Regions from separate parts of the Homo sapiens genome. Here regions 2 and 3 are each linked to region 1. A link is an interaction called in ENCODE POLR2A ChIA-PET data of the cell type or tissue named here. Cell type or tissue: OCI-LY7. All regions are shown on one strand. Region 1 overlaps SYT11 (synaptotagmin 11). Region 2 overlaps ARHGEF2 (Rho/Rac guanine nucleotide exchange factor 2). Region 3 overlaps GON4L (gon-4 like).

Evidence for each region. ChIA-PET counts read pairs that join two places held together with the same protein. Peaks named below come from ENCODE experiments on the same cell type or tissue, not always from the same donor. Only the 100,000 strongest peaks of a DNase experiment are listed, where the experiment ranks them.
Region 2: POLR2A ChIA-PET joins it to region 1 with 5 read pairs; 8 of 35 experiments call an interaction of 5 or more read pairs at or near these places.
Region 3: POLR2A ChIA-PET joins it to region 1 with 6 read pairs; 5 of 35 experiments call an interaction of 5 or more read pairs at or near these places.

The regions. Positions count from the first base shown.
Region 1 is chr1:155,883,215-155,888,214 of GRCh38, forward strand. SYT11 (synaptotagmin 11) reads left to right here. Exons shown (of 4, transcript NM_152280.5): 4 at 1-1,985. Among named protein-coding and RNA genes, the nearest start is that of RIT1, 26 kb to the right of the region's middle. In OCI-LY7, CTCF peaks have their summits at 196, 3,513 and 3,714; DNase peaks (open chromatin) are centred at 447, 967, 2,157 and 2,507; H3K4me3 peaks cover 2,850 bases; H3K27ac peaks cover 3,974 bases.
Region 2 is chr1:155,968,289-155,973,288 of GRCh38, forward strand. ARHGEF2 (Rho/Rac guanine nucleotide exchange factor 2) reads right to left here. Exons shown (of 22, transcript NM_001162383.2): 2 at 868-1,012. Among named protein-coding and RNA genes, the nearest start is that of ARHGEF2, 7.8 kb to the right of the region's middle. RefSeq lists a silencer at 1-40 and enhancers at 2,158-2,257, 2,308-2,487, 2,498-2,547. In OCI-LY7, no CTCF peak of the experiment used is centred here; a DNase peak (open chromatin) is centred at 2,413; H3K4me3 peaks cover 1,820 bases; H3K27ac peaks cover 1,984 bases.
Region 3 is chr1:155,831,943-155,836,942 of GRCh38, forward strand. All of the region lies in intron 2 of GON4L (gon-4 like), which reads right to left. Among named protein-coding and RNA genes, the nearest start is that of GON4L, 23 kb to the right of the region's middle. RefSeq lists a silencer at 2,396-2,690. In OCI-LY7, no CTCF peak of the experiment used is centred here; a DNase peak (open chromatin) is centred at 1,959; H3K4me3 peaks cover 748 bases; H3K27ac peaks cover 1,786 bases.

The DNA of each region.
Region 1 (5,000 bases):
AGATGGCACAGACTCCATGGATAATAGGTAAACTTGGGGCCGGGCGCAGTGGCTCACGCCTGTAATCCCAGTATTTTGGGAGGCCGAGGTGGAAAGATCGCTTGAGCCCAGGAGTTCAAGACCAGCCTGGGCTACATGACGAAACTCCATCTCTATCAAAAATACAAAAAATTAACTAGGTGTGGTGCTGCACGCCTGTGGTCCCAGCTATTCAGGAGGCTGAGGTGGGAGGATCATTTGAGCCCAGAGGTAGAGGCTGCAGTGAGCCATGATCATGCCACTGCACTCTGGGCTGGGTAACAGAGTGAGATCCTGTCTCAAAAATTAATTAATTAATTAATTAAAATAAACTAGGTAAACTTGGATAGGCAGTAGATATTTTTGCCCACCTGAGGAGGAACTCAGTCAAGCTGTTGCTTAACAGCTTGATCCAGGGCGTGAAAGGTTAGTTGAGACTGAAGTGTTCACTTCCATAGAAGAACATCACTTTTAACCTTGCTTTGGCGAAGGGAGTCGGAAAGCTGAGTCTCTATGGACGGGGGGGTGATCTTGCTTTCAGTGTTCCCTCAGCTTTTGTGGATTTAAAACCATTCTGCTCCCCCTAAACCTTTTGTTTGATTTCAGCCCATGTTCTTGACAATGCAGAGCAATTCTGAGCAGTCACAAAGCCTACTCTCTGTTCTTGTCCCTGCCAACCCCCACCCCCCATAATCTGACTCACAACTTCACCATCAGTTGGGGTCATACCACTAGTCTCTGTCCTATACCCCATGAAATGTAAATACTGTATCATAAGTAGAAGAAAATAATTTTTGTTTTCTAAAAATGCATTTTGAGATAGTTTAATGTAAATCTGACAGGAGCATTCTGAAGCCCCATTAGGAAAAAATTTAAATGGTTCCTCTTCATCGCCTTAATGTCTAAAGATCAGAAATCGCTGAGCAAACCCGCTTTTGTTTCCTTCCCAGAAACAATGCAAAACAACAGGTGGAGATAGTCTGGTCTTTGCCCTGCTGTGTGTGCCTCTGTAGCTCCTCCTGACAAACGTCTGGGAAAACAGCCTCACCCCACTCTCCTCTCTCTTCCCCATTTCCTTGTAGCTTTATTCCTTGCATCTTTGGGTCTACTGAGCAGTGGGTGCTGAGGTGACAGGGGAGGAACCAGTTGTTCTGTAGCCTAGGAACTGCCTCAGTGTCTTTGCCAGAAAAAGGCAAAGAGGCGGACAGTGCAGGGCTCCTCCCTCCTACCTCAGGCCTGATCCATCGTGCCCTTGACTTTGCCGTCTCAAAGTTTCTTAGCTGACTTTGGCTTTCACATTTGTTCTTTCCAGAGCTAACTGATAAGAGTGGAGGAGGAATGCCTTCTCCTAAGAGTCAGTTGAAAGAAAGACAAGAGAGTCACATCTTAGCTTTTGCACAAGGCATTCGTGGTCAGGAATAGGTTAGGGAATGGTCACTTCTGATTTTCCAACAGTTGCTCCTTCTCTGAAGAGATCTTGATTCCTTTGGGAAGACAAGAATTTTTCTTAATAACAAAGGTCCCTTTATGAGTTATTCCTTCTTTCAGTTCATCTCACTGGAGCACAGCCAAGATGGACATGTTTATGGACAGTGCTCTAGATGTGAAAACAGATAGAACTGGTTTGTGGGACAGGGGCAGCTTGCTCAGGAGAGGGAATAACGCAGGTCCCTTTTCTTGGAAGGCTTGTACTATGGCCATGACAGTGACATTGCCCTCACCATGATCCCTCTCCAAAGTGGTTGTCTTTCTTTACCTTGTGTCTTCTCTTGTAAAAATGAAACTCAAAAATAAAATAAATGTGTCAAATTTTGAAAAAAAAAGAAAACTGAAAAAGCTAACATGAATTGTGTGAAATTGCATAATGCTGTAATGCTAATCTACAATATGTAATGCTATCTTGTATGTTGAATTTGTTAATGCACCACACAAGTGCAAAATAAAGACTGATTCACATTACATAGGCACAGTGATGTCAGCCTGATTCTCTGGAAAGCTGGAGGACTCTCAGTGAGGTTAACACTCAGACTCCAAAAGGATGTTCTAGGGTGTGTTTTCCAAACTGTGGTCCCCAGACCACTTGATTCAGAATCATCTGAGGCACTTGTTTAAAAATGCAGATTCCAGGCTCCCATCCTAGATACTCTCATTTGACAAGTGAGTTGGTTTGCTGCTTGCTGTAGTTAGGACTTCTGGTCTTTCTGTTTTCCTCTTGAAATGTAATTTCTGAGACCATCACTACCAGAGGGAGAGATGATGGTTCGTAGTGCTGAGAATCAATCTGCCCCTTTAATTGGAAATATTTATCCCAAAAAGCAATCCTGAGACAGGCCAATTCTGTTCCCTCATTCATTCATTTACTTTTTTTTTTTTTTTTTTTTTTTTTTAGACAGTCTCGCTCTGTTGCCCAGGCTGGAGTGCAGTGGCTCAATCTCGGCTCACTGTAACATCCGCCTCCTGGGTTCCAGCGACCTCAAGCAGCTGGGACTACAGGTGCGTGCCACCAAGTTTGGCTAATATTTGTATTTTTAGTAGAGATGGGGGTCTCACCATATTGGCCAGGCTGGCCTGAAACTCCCGGCCTCAAGTTATCCTTCTGCCTTAGCCTCCCAAAGTGCTGGGATTACAGGCGTGAGCCACCGCACCCGGCCTCAAGGCCTGTCAGGAGCTATGAAGGATCTCCCTAGACCTGAACATGGGAGGATGTGGGGCTGAGGCTTCTGTAGTCACTGTGCCCCAGAGAGGAGAGAGCCTGAGAATGGAGCCTGCACAGAAGTACAGCTAAAACAGGGGGAGAGAGAAATCAGACTCCATGACATCTTTGACCTCAGATGAAGCCGTGTCTTCAGACAGATCTGAGCCTTCTCAGTTCCAAGGCTTAATAAATTACCTTTTTCTTTTCTTTTTTTTTTTTTTTTGAGATGGAGTCTGGCTTTGTCGCCGAGGCTGGAGTACAGTGGCGCAATCTTGGCTCACTGCAAGCTCTGCCTCCCGGGTTCACCCCATTCTCCTGCCTCAGCCTCCTGAGTAGCTGGGACTACAGGCGCCCGCCACTACGCCCGGCTAATGTTTTGTATTTTTAGTAGAGACGGAGTTTCACTGTGTTAGCCAAGATGGTCTTGATCTCCTGACCTTGTGATCCACCCACCTCGGCCTCCCAAAGTGCTGGGATTATAGGCGTGAGCCACTGCGCCCAGTCAAATTATCTTTTTCTTTATGCAGCTTGCACTGGGTTATGAAAGTTTAATTTCTGAGTGAAACATTAAATGGCAAAAGTTAATGTTTGATGTTTGGCTTGAATAATTTTCTTTCTTTCTTTCTTTCTTTTTTTTTTTTTTTGAGACAGAGTCTTGCTCTGTTGCCCAGGCTGGAGTGCAGTGGCGTGATCTCGGCTCACTACAAACTCCACCTTCCAGGTTCAAGCGATTCTCCTGCATCAGCCTCCTGAGTAGCTGGGACTACAGGAGGGCGCCACCATGCCCGGCTAATTTTTATATTTTTAGTAGAGACAGGATTTCAACATGTTGGTCAGGCTGGTCTCAAACTCCTGACTTCGTGATCCACCCGCCTCAGCCTCCCAAAGTGTTGGGATTATAGGTGTGAGCCACCACACCCAGCCATAATTTTTTTTTTCAACTTTCATTTTAGATTCAGGGGGGACACATGTGCAGGTTTTTGTTATCTGGCTTTATTGAGTGATGCTGGGATTTGGGATCCTAATGATCCTGTCACCTAGATACTTAGCATAGTACCCAGTTGTTCGTTTGTTTGTTTTAAAACAGTCACTCTATTGCCCAGGCTGGAATAGAGTGGCGCAATCATGGCTCACTACAGTCTCGACCTCCTGAGTTAAATTGATCCTCCTACCTCAGCCTCCCACATAACTGAGACTGGTGCACACCACCATACCTGGCTAATTTTTTTTTTTTTTTTTCTTGAGACAGAGTCTCACTCTATTGCCCAGGCTGGAGTGCAGTGGCACGATCTCGGCTCACTATAAACTCTGCCTCCCAGGTTCAAGCAATTCTTGTGCCTCAACCTCCTGAGTAGCTGGGATTACAGGCACGCACCACCTTGCCCGGCTAATTTTTGTATTTTTAGTAGAGATGAGGGTCTCACCATATTGGCCAGGATGGTCTTGAACTCCTGACCTCAGGTGACACACCTGCCTCGGCCTCCCAAAGTGCTGAGATTACAGGCTTGAGCCACTGTGCCCGGCCACCTGGCTAATTTTTAAATTTTGTTTTGTAGAGATGTGGCCCTCACTATCTTGGGAAGGCTGGTCTTTTTTTTTTTTCCGGGAGACAGAGTCTTGCTCTGTTGCCCAGGCTGGAGTGCAGTGGCATGATCTTGGCTCACAGCAACCTCCGCCTCCTGGGTTCAAGTGATTCTTGTGCCTCAGCCTCCTGAGTAGCTGGGATTGCAGGCATGCATCACCACACCCCGCTAATTTTTTTTTTTTTTTTTTTTGAGATGGAGTTTCACAATTGTTTCCCAGGCTGGAGCGCAATGGCACGATCTCGGCTCACCGCAACCTCCGCCTCCAGGTTCAAGCAATTCTCCCTGCCTCAGCCTCCCAAGTAGCTGGGATTACAGGCCCGCACCACTACGCCCGGCTAATTTTTGTATTTTTAGTAGAGACGGGGTTTCTCTGGTCTTGAACTCCTGACCTCAGGTGATCCACCCACCTTGGCCTCCCAAAGTGTAGGCCGATAGTTTTTAAACCCTCCCCCTTCTGGTAGTCCCCAGTCTCTATTGTTGCCGTTTCTGTGTCCATAAGTACTCAATGTTTAGCTCCCTCTTACTAGTAAGAACATGCAGTACTTGGTTTTCTGTTCCTGTGCTTAGGATAATGGCCTCTCATTCATTTATTAGTCAACAAATATTTATTTGAGTGTCTACTATGTGCCAGGCACTACAGATACAATACATTGGTGAACAAGAGTGCTGTTCTTGTAGAGTGTAGCAGAGGACAATATTAA
Region 2 (5,000 bases), 85 kb after region 1:
GGGTTGCCCATCACTGGTCCTTTCTGGGGGTTCCTTCCCCAAGTTTCATAGGGATTTACAGGCTAGAGCTTTTGTCCGCTATTCAGTAGCAGGTCACAATACCTTCAATCCTGCTCTAATCAGAGGCATCTCTGCCATAACTTCAGGAGGAATTGAGGGAGAGGGGGCAGCAGGAGCCCTCTGTGTACTGGGGAAGGAAAGAATTCCTGGCTTATACTCCCTAAAGACAGGACTACACTCAGATGTGGATGAAGGGCAGGAATTCTAACCCCTGCCCCTCAACACACACATCCCTGCTACATTCCCTCTTTCTCACTAGAAATTTGAGATGAAGGGTCCTAATCACATCTTCTGCTTGAAACAGCAGAGATTTCAGGCTCCACCCATAGTCAATAGAAAGAAAGGGGCAAGGGGACTGTGAAGTCCTGAATGCCCAGCTCTGCGCAGGAAGACAGGCAGAGCCAGCTGCAAGGCTGGCAGCTTTCCACCCAGTTCCTCTGTCACCCCCCACCCCACCCCCTCCACACATACAACATTCCTGCTCCTTCTCCAATCAGTTCCCCTAACCCTTAGCAGCTGTTCGGGGAGCAAGGGGGGTGCCTGGTGGATGACAGCTGCAAGAGGAGCCAGCACAGCCTCCCCTCCCCCACATTCCCAGATAGTCCGGCTTATGCCATATTCCAACAGCCACCACCCCTCAGAGTGAGGACAGGGAGCAAGGGATCAAGCAACTGGCCCTGGCATTTGGGCCCAGCTGGGGATCAGAGAGAAGAGTGACCCTCATGGATCCAGGCAGAAAAAACAGATGAAAAGATCAGGGTCAGTGGGCACCGAGTCTGGGTGACTCTCAGGGTCCAAACAACTTACTTGGGCAGATGAGGGCTTCCTTGGCTGTGATGCTCTTGTTACAGGCATAGCACATGGTCATGCCTGAAACTGAAATGGTGGTGAAGAGGTGCCCATTGGTATAGCGGGCATCCTTGGCTTCCTTCATCTTCTCCTTTTCCCGGGTCTGTGGAAGGGATGAGAGGGAGAGGAAGTGAGGCTGGAAAATGCCAGGGTGCCTGGAGTCCAGAGAGACAGGCTGGGGGCAGAGGCAAGGAAAAAATGCCAGCCTGAGGATGCTGGAAAGACACCAGTTCCTAAAGCAGAGCCTGCAACTGGGTGTCAGAGGCAGCTGTCCGGGAGTGACCAGGCCAGGCTCTGGGGCAGCCAGCCCGGATGGGTTCTGGGTCCCTGACCTACCTGGCCCCTACGGCTGGGCTGCCTCCTGTTGCCACTCATCTCCCTGGCTCTAGGTCTCTGCGTCCTCACTCCACCTTCCCAGCCCTAGCTCTGCTCACCCCCGAGCTGCTGTACTCTCTTCTCTGTGCTAGGGGGAAGATGCGCAGAGAGGAGGGGAGAGCAGGCGAAGCGGAGGGTGCCAGCTCACCAGCGCTTTCCAATCTATGGGAGTTAGCTCCTCTTATAACCATGACAACCAGTGTTGGATCTGCTGTCTCTGTGGCAGTCACAGTGGGGGGGGCAGGAGATCCCCTTATTAGATTGGCTGAAGGGGGCAGAATGCCTCCCCTGCCACCCCCAACCCAGGGGTCAGGATCCCAGACCTCTAACTCTTTTCACCAACCCTCAGCCACGGCACACAGGGCCTGTCTGGGAGGCAGCATGTCCCCTACTAACCTTGAGGCAAAGGCAGCTAGCTGCCTTTGGGTCACTCTTCCACTCTGGGATCTTTAAGTAAGGAAGCTCAGCCAGCCATCTTGGTTGCTTCCAGCGGAAAATCTCTCCTGCAGTCTAACTTTTATCCCTCTCATACTACTTTCCAGAGTTAAAACCTAGGAGAGTTTCCTCTATTGCTCCTTACCCAACTGGTCTCTCCCATCCTAGGAAGTCCTTTCTGACATCTACCCTCCATCCTTCAGTGTTGATCTCCGCAGATGGCGCACACCTTCCTCGGAGCCTCTGAGCCGCATTTTCCATCTCTGCTGTCTCCCATTTCCCCCAGTGCCCCTGCCTCTGCAAGTCAAGTCATTCTCCCTGACCTCCAATCTGTCCCTCTTCAAGCCCCTGTGATTCCCAAAAAGCCTGAGAAGGTGAGAAGAGGGGGATATCACTCTTCCCACTATTCTAGGACCTTCCTTAGTTGTGACTCTGATCTCTGGATTTTCCCTCCGCTCTTGGAGCAGGACTAGAAGCTGAGAAGACCACTCCCTCCAAGGTTTCCCAGGCTCTCAGAAATCAAAAATCAGGATCCAGATGGCTGAGGGTAGAAGCCCCAAGTCAGAGGACCTGGACTGGGGACAGAGGATTACAGTTCAGCGGGAAGCACTCAGCCCGGACTCTAGGAGACCAGTACTGACTCAGCCGAGGCCACGAGGCCACGCCAGCAGCTGAGAGGTGGAGGAGGGGAAGAGATGCACGGGCCTGGTGCTTGGGGCAGAAAATGGTAGAAAGAAAGGGGAAGTGTGGAGGGGCTGAGTCAACAGTGCAGGGACAGAGGGCATGGGGCTGCAGTGCCTGGGCCCAAGATCCTTCTCTTTCCTGCCTCTCTTCCCAAGCTCCAGGTTTGCCTGATGATGTCCAGAGCCCAGAGGTCTTGGGGTCAATCCCTTCTCCCCTCATGCATCCTCCCCATCCCCAATCATCCATTTTTCGCATCCTCCTCCTGTCTCCTGCTCTCTCTATGTCCTCCCTTCTCTTCTCAGGGTCTCCCTCCTAGGCTCCTCCCGCTCTGCCTTCCCTTTCTCAGCCTTGCTTCTCCGCCACTGTTCTCCTCTCCCGCCCACAGCCTCTCCTCCCCTCCTCCTCACGCAGGCCAACTGCTCCTCTACCTAGGCTTATTCAGGAAGCTGAGCTGCCTCTAGCCTCTAACTCAAACCTCTAAAATGTTCTGGCCTCCTTTTTTCTATTCTGGCACCTACCTACCCGGACCACTAGAAAATGCTCCCTTTGGTCTAACCTCCACCTATCTTGCACCAAATTATACCTCTTTAGAAGTTCAAATTCAGGCTGGGTGCAGTGGCTCACACCTGCAATCCCAGCACTTTGGGAGGTCGAGGCGGGTGGATTACCTGAGGTCAGGAGTTCGAGACCAGCCTGACCAACATGGTGAAACCCCATCTCTACTAAAAATACAAAAAATTAGCTGGGCGTAGTGGCAGGCACCTGTAATCCCAGCTACTTGGGAGGCTGAGGCAGGAGAATTGCTTGAACCGGGGAGGTTGGAGGTTGTGGTGGGTTGAGATTGGGCCACTGCACTCCAGCCTGGGCCACAGAGTGAGACTATGTCTCAAAAAAAAAAAAAGAAGTTCAAATTCACCTTTGAATAATAACCTCACAGGACCTCAAACACCAAGTCCAAAAATCTCTTCCCACTGCCATATACTCTCCCTTTTCTCCTCCTCTCCTGCCCTCCCAGCCTTCTATATAACTCAAACCAAAAGTTTGAGCATGTATTACATTTGAATTAAAAGCAAGAGGCCGGTGAGGTGGCTCACACCTGTAATCCCAGCACTTTGCGGGGCTGAGGTGGGAGGATCGCTTGAGGCCAGGAGTTTGAGAACAACCTGAGCAACACAGCGAGACCCATCTCTATAAAAAAAAAAAATATATACATATATATATATACACACATAAGTAAAAGCAAGCAAGCTGAAAATAGTATTAAAAAAAACAACATGGCTGGACCAGGGTCACTCCAGAATGGGCAGTGCTGCAGCTCTGCCCCAGTGCTGCTACGAGTACTCTCTTCCACACCTGACCTCTGTCCTTTGCCCTCCACCCTCCCCCTGTGGCATCCACAAACACTCATCTGTCTGACCAGCTCAGATGGAGTGGCAAAGGGAGGGAGAAGACTGGGGCAGCCAGAGAACAGGGTCTCTAGTGGCCCTTCCTCTCTCTGGCATCAATGCTCCACAGACAGCCCTGGTACTCTGGGCCCTGCCTCCTCCACCTCCCAACACTCACCCTCTCTCGAAGTGACCCCTGCTCTAGGTGGGCCAGCAGCGGGCAGCAGCCACAGCAGCAGCACATCCCAGCATGGGCACTGCCCAGCAGCAAGCGACCCTGGCACTGCCTAGTGCTATTGTCCCGGAGGTTGCCTGTGCCCGCCCCAGGGCTCAGGCTTCTGAGGATGGAAGGACATAGGGCCTGCTTACCAGGGGTGCCTGCTCCAGAGGTGGAGTGAGTGGGCTTGTTTGGTTCTTTGTCCTACTCTTTTCCAGGTATTCTTAAGATAATCACATTGGTCTCCCATTTACCCACGCCCAAGTAGGACAGCCCTTTACCTCCAAGACCCAACCTATGCACCAAGAAAAAGGGCCCATTACTCCACAATCCATAACACCCACCCCAGTGCTCAGAGGCCCTTCCTGCTTGGTTCAGTCCTTTGCTCTCCAGCATCTAGATACTTTTTTTTTTCTTTTTTTTTTTGAGACAGGGTCTCACTCTGTTGCCTGGACTGGAGTACATTGGCATGATCATGGCTCACCGCAGCCTTGACCTCCCGGGCTCAAGTGATCCTTCCACCTCAGCCCTCCAAATAGCTGGGACCACAGGCATGCATCATGATGCTCACCTAATTTTTAAATTTTTTTTGTAGAGACAGCGTCTTGCTATGTTGCCCAGGCTGGTCTCGAACTCCTAGGATCAAGTGATCCTCCTGCCCCAGCCTCCCCAAAGTGCTAGAATTATAGGTGTGAGCCACCACGCTCAGACCTAGAGTCATTCTGTCTCTTTCTCACAAATCCCATGGGAAGTTCTTCTTGCTACACACCTTCATCCACACTACTGCTACATCAAGGATAAATAAAGAATATGAAAGCCCTTAGCACAATACCTGGTATACAATAGGCACCCAATACATGTCTCAAAATGAAAGAAAAGGAAGGAAGCAAAGAAGCAAGGAAGGATGTATGGACACCAAGACATGGGGTCTCAGTAGCACCCTGGCCCCTATTCTGGAAACCCTCTTCCTTCCTTATCAGAGCTTTAGAACCTTC
Region 3 (5,000 bases), 51 kb before region 1:
ATTTAGGCTGGACAATGCAAACCCAGGAGGCGGAGCTTGCAGTGAGCCGAAATCACACCACTGCACTCCAGCCTGTAATCCCAACACTTTGGAAGGCCGAGGTGGGTGGATCACTTGAGATCAGGAGTTCAAGACCAGCCTGGCCAACATGGCGAAACCCTATCTCTACTAAAAATACAAAACTTAGCCAGGCGCAGTGGCACATGCCTGTAATCCCAGCTACTCGGGAGGCTGAGGCAAGAGAATCACCTGAGCCCGGGAGGTGGAGGTTGCAGTGAGCTAAGATCACGCCACTACACTCCACTCCAACCTGGGCAACAAAGCAAGACTCCGTCTCAAAAAAAAAAAAAAAAAAAAAAAGAAAGAAAAAAAAAGAAAAAAGAAACATGATTTAACAATGTATTGCCCGGCAAGGTGCGCCTAGCGCAGTGGCTCACACCGTAATCCCAGCACTTTGGGAGGCCGAGGCAGGTGGATCACAAGGTCAGGAGTTCAAGACCAGCCTGACCAACATGGGGAAACCCCACCTCTACTGAAAATACAAAAATTAGCCAGGTGTGGTGGCAGGCGCCTGTAATCCCAGCTACTCGGGAGGCTGAGGCAGGAGAATTGCTTGAACCTAGGAAGTGGAGGTTGTGGTGAGCCAAGATCATGCCACTGCACTCCAGCCTGGGTGACAGAGCGAGACTCTGTCTCAAAAACAAACAAACAAACAAACAATAACAACAACAAAAAGGTATCAATTGTAACAAAATGTCAATACTTGAAAATAATCCAACTATCTTTCTATGTATTTTCATTTTTTCTACAGTGTATATGATGCTGCTGCTTTCATAATCAGAAAACTAAAATGTTACTTAAAAGAAAGTAAAACAACAAAAACACATACTAAACAGCAGGGCTACGGGTGATTTTTATTTTCTCCTTTAAAGTTTTCAATATTTTCCAAAGTAGATATATGTGAATTGTCAATCTTTCTTTCTTCCTCTCTGTTTTGTGTTACATTATCTGATTGGCAAAAAAAAAAAAAAAAAAAGTTACTTGAAGAAAAATTCTGGAGAGACACTCATAGTGTACTTTTATTGCTATTACTTGTATATACAACTAATTAAAGTGCAAAGTAGTATAATCAATTTTCAGTTCTCCAGATTAATGAAGGGGAGTGATATCACAGATAATACTAAACAATAAATGTTTATTTAAATCCGGATATCTGTGAACTGATTTTTAAAATCTCTTAATTACACTTATCAATAACTGAGTGACTATGAACCCATAGTTATTTATCCATTCCTTCTCTAGCATTTTAATCTTATAATTTCCTCCAGTTCCTTCTGACAACTTATCTTGAAAAAATATGCAATAATCTCGCTGCCTTCTCTAGCTATTTCTCACCCATTCTCCCACTGCAAAAAAAGGAAGGAAGGCCAGGCATGGTGGCTCACACCTGTGATCCCAGCATTTTGGGAGGCCGAGGCGGGCAGATCACAAGGTCAGGAGATCAAGACCATCCTGGCTACGGGGAAACCCCATCTCTACTAAAAATACAAAAAATTAGCCAGGCATGATGGCAGGTGCCTGTAGTCCCAGCTACTCGGGAGGCTGAGGCAGAAGAATGGCGTGAACCCGGGAGGTGGAGCTTGCAGTGAGCCGAGATCACACCACTGCACTCCAGCCTGGTCAACAAAGCGAGACTCTGTCTCCAAAAAAAAAAAAAAAAAAAAAAAAAAAGGGAAGGAAGGGGAGGGGAGGTGAGGGAAGGGGATAAGAGGGAAGAGGAGAGTGGGGAGGAGAGGGGAGGAGAGGAGGAGGGGAGGAAGGGAGGAGGGGAGGAGGGGGATGGGGGAGAGGAAAGAAAGAAAAATCTCTGGGGTTTCATTCCTCCTCCTTTTTCTTTTTTTTACAGACAAGGTCTTGCTCTGTCACCCAGGTTGCAATGCAGTGGTGCGATCAGAGCTCACTGCAACCTTGAACTCCTGGGCTCAAGCTATCCCCCTAGCTACTCCTGAGTAGCTAGGACTACAGGGATGCACTACCACACTTGGCTAATTTTTAAAATTTTCTGTAGAGATGGAACCTAGCTATCTTGCCCAGGCTGTTCTTGAACTCCTGGCCACAAGATCCTCACACCTTGGCCTTCCAAAGTGTTGGGATTACAGGTGTGAGCCACTGTTCCCAGCCCCATTCCTTCCTCTTTAACTGCTTCATATAATGTCCTTTCCCCAACAAACTCCTGAATCTACTCTCCAAGATCATCAATCTTCAAATGTAACCTTTTTCTCAGGTATTATCCTTATCCCTCCTTTGCTACTAAATTTTAAATTTACATTTTAAAGTACCTTGTTCTTAAAGCTCTCCTTCCTCTTTTCACTTTTACTATTACTTCTCCAGTTGTTCCTTCTCTGTTATCTTCTTCCTCAAGGCAAGGTTGTCTTCAATCCACTGCTCTTCCCCCTCCATGTCTGTTTCCATGGAGAAGAACCATGACTAACACTGAACATTTCTAGTCCTTGCCTCTTACTAAACTTCAATCTCAGATTTCTATTTTTGCTTGCTGGCCCTATTGTCACCTCACATTCCATTTGAGGTAGGAGATCAGCAGGACTTGTTTTCCAAGCACTGTTCGAAAGACCCCGCTGAACAAAACAGGAGCTGATCAAAGAAACTGGCCAAAACCAGCTAAAAGCAAGATGGTGATGAAAGCCACCTCCTGTTGCCCTCCTTTTATCTGCATGCTAAAAGAACCTCCTACCAGCACCATGACAGTTTACAAATGCCATGGCAACCCCCAGATGTTACCTTATATGGTTTAAAAGGGGAGGGACTCTCAGTTCCGGGAAGTCCTCGCCCCTTTTCCAGAAAATCCATTAAAAATCCGCCCCTTCGCCTCTGCCCAGCTGCCCCTACTGGGAAGTGAGGAGCCCCTCTGCCCAGCCAGCCGCCCCGTCCGGGAGGTGAGGGGCGCCTCTGCCCAGCCGCCCCTACTGGGAAGTGAGGAGCCCCTCTGCCCGGCCACCACCCCGTCTGGGAGGTGTACCCAACAGCTCATTGAGAACGGGCCATGATGACAATGGCGGTTTTGTGTAATACAAAGGGGGGAAAGGTGGGGAAAAGATTGAGAAATTGGATGGTTGCCGTGTCTGTGTAGAAATAGGTAGACATGGGAGACTTTTCATTTTGTTCTGTACTAAGAAAAATTCTTATCCTGTTGATCTGTGACCTTACCCCCAACCCTGTGCTCTCTGAAACATGTGCTGTGTCCACTCAGGGTTAAATGGATTAAGGGCGGTGCAAGATGTGCTTTGTTAAACAGATGCTTGAAGGCAGCATGCTCGTTAAGTCATCACCACTCCCTAATCTCAAGGACCCAGGGACACAAACACTGCGGAAGGCCGCAGGGTCCTCTGCCTAGGAAAACCAGAGACCTTTGTTCACTTGTTTATCTGCTGACCTTCCCTCCACTATTGTCCTATGACCCTGCCAAATCCCCCTCTGCGAGAAACACCCAAGAATGATCAATTAAAAAAAAAAAAAAATCTGCCCCTTATTTTAGCATATAATCAAAGTATACCCATATATATATGGCTATACAGGTCTCATGCTTTTGAGGGTCACTGTTGGCCACCCCCTAGGTGCTCTGGGATTTTCGTCATTTGGTATGGGGACCCTCATGGGCTGATGCCTGGATACTCTGGGTATTTTGGCATTTGGCACCGTTTCATTTTTTTTCCATGTTGTCTTTGTATACATACAGCTAGCCAGCAATCCGCAGGTCTGCTGCTGCGGCTGCTTCTCTTACAGAGCAGCCATTTCCCTTCCTCTGTTGCTCTAATAAACTTACTTTCAATTCACTGTTGGCCCATTCATGATTCCTTCCAGTGCGAAGCCAAGAATGCTCCTGGGCTGAGCCCCAATTTGGGGTTCACCTGCGTCATTCCTTGGTGACCATGAAGAGACCAATAATAAGCCAAAAGGAACTGAGGGAGACCTTTAGCCAGACCCTAAATTAAGACTGATTGGGTTGAGCACCGTGGCTCACGCCTGTAATCCTAGCACTTTGGGAGGCCAAGGCAGGTGGATTGCCTGAGCTCAGGAGTTCGATACTAGCCTGGGCAACAGAGCAAAACCCCGGCTCTACTAAAAATACAAAAAATTAGCCAGCCATGGTGGTGCACGCCTGTAGTCCCAGGTACTTGGGAGGCTGAGGCATGAGAATTGCTTGAACCCAAAGACTGACTGGCACCATTTGGCCTCCACGAAAAGATGAGTGTCCCCTTTGTTCCCCCTCAATGTGTGTTTTGTTTTCGTTTTTTTTTTTTTTTTTTGAGACGACATCTTGCTCTGTCACCCAGGGTGGAGTGCAGTGGCACAATCTCGGCTCACTGCAACCTCGCCTCCCGGGTTCAAGCGATTCTCCTGCTTTCAGCCTCCCGAGTAGCTGGGATGACAGGTGCCTGCCACCACACCCAGCTAATTTTTGTATTTTTAGTAGAGACAGGGTTTCACCACATTGGCCAGGTTGGTCTTGAACTCCTGACCTCGTGATCCCCCCGCCTCGGCCTCCCAGACTGCTGGGATTATAGGCGTGAGCCACCACGCCTGGCCGATGTGGTGTTCTTTAACTGATTTACTTTCTCTTTCACTCTCCTCTCCCTTTACCTTTTCAAATCAATCAGGAAATGGGGAATAGTGTCTCTGGGTTGTTAGTCAGTTCGTTGTCCCCCATCATCTGGGTGCCCCAGACAGAAGCACACCTGGACATCCACGTCCTTTGTAATTTACTTTGTCACCTTCTCTCTCAGACCTTTTCTCTTTAGCTTCTAATGACCAGTCATTTTACTTTTCTGCTCTTAGTGCCTAAATGCACACTTATGTTTATCCAGTTGTCATGTTTGTAGTCCCTGTTTTGGCAATTTGGGCAGTTGTTTCTATTCCATGTAAGGCAGGCTTTTGTTATTTTGAGAGGTATTCCTTTGTGCTGACTCTGGGATGTCAGAGTC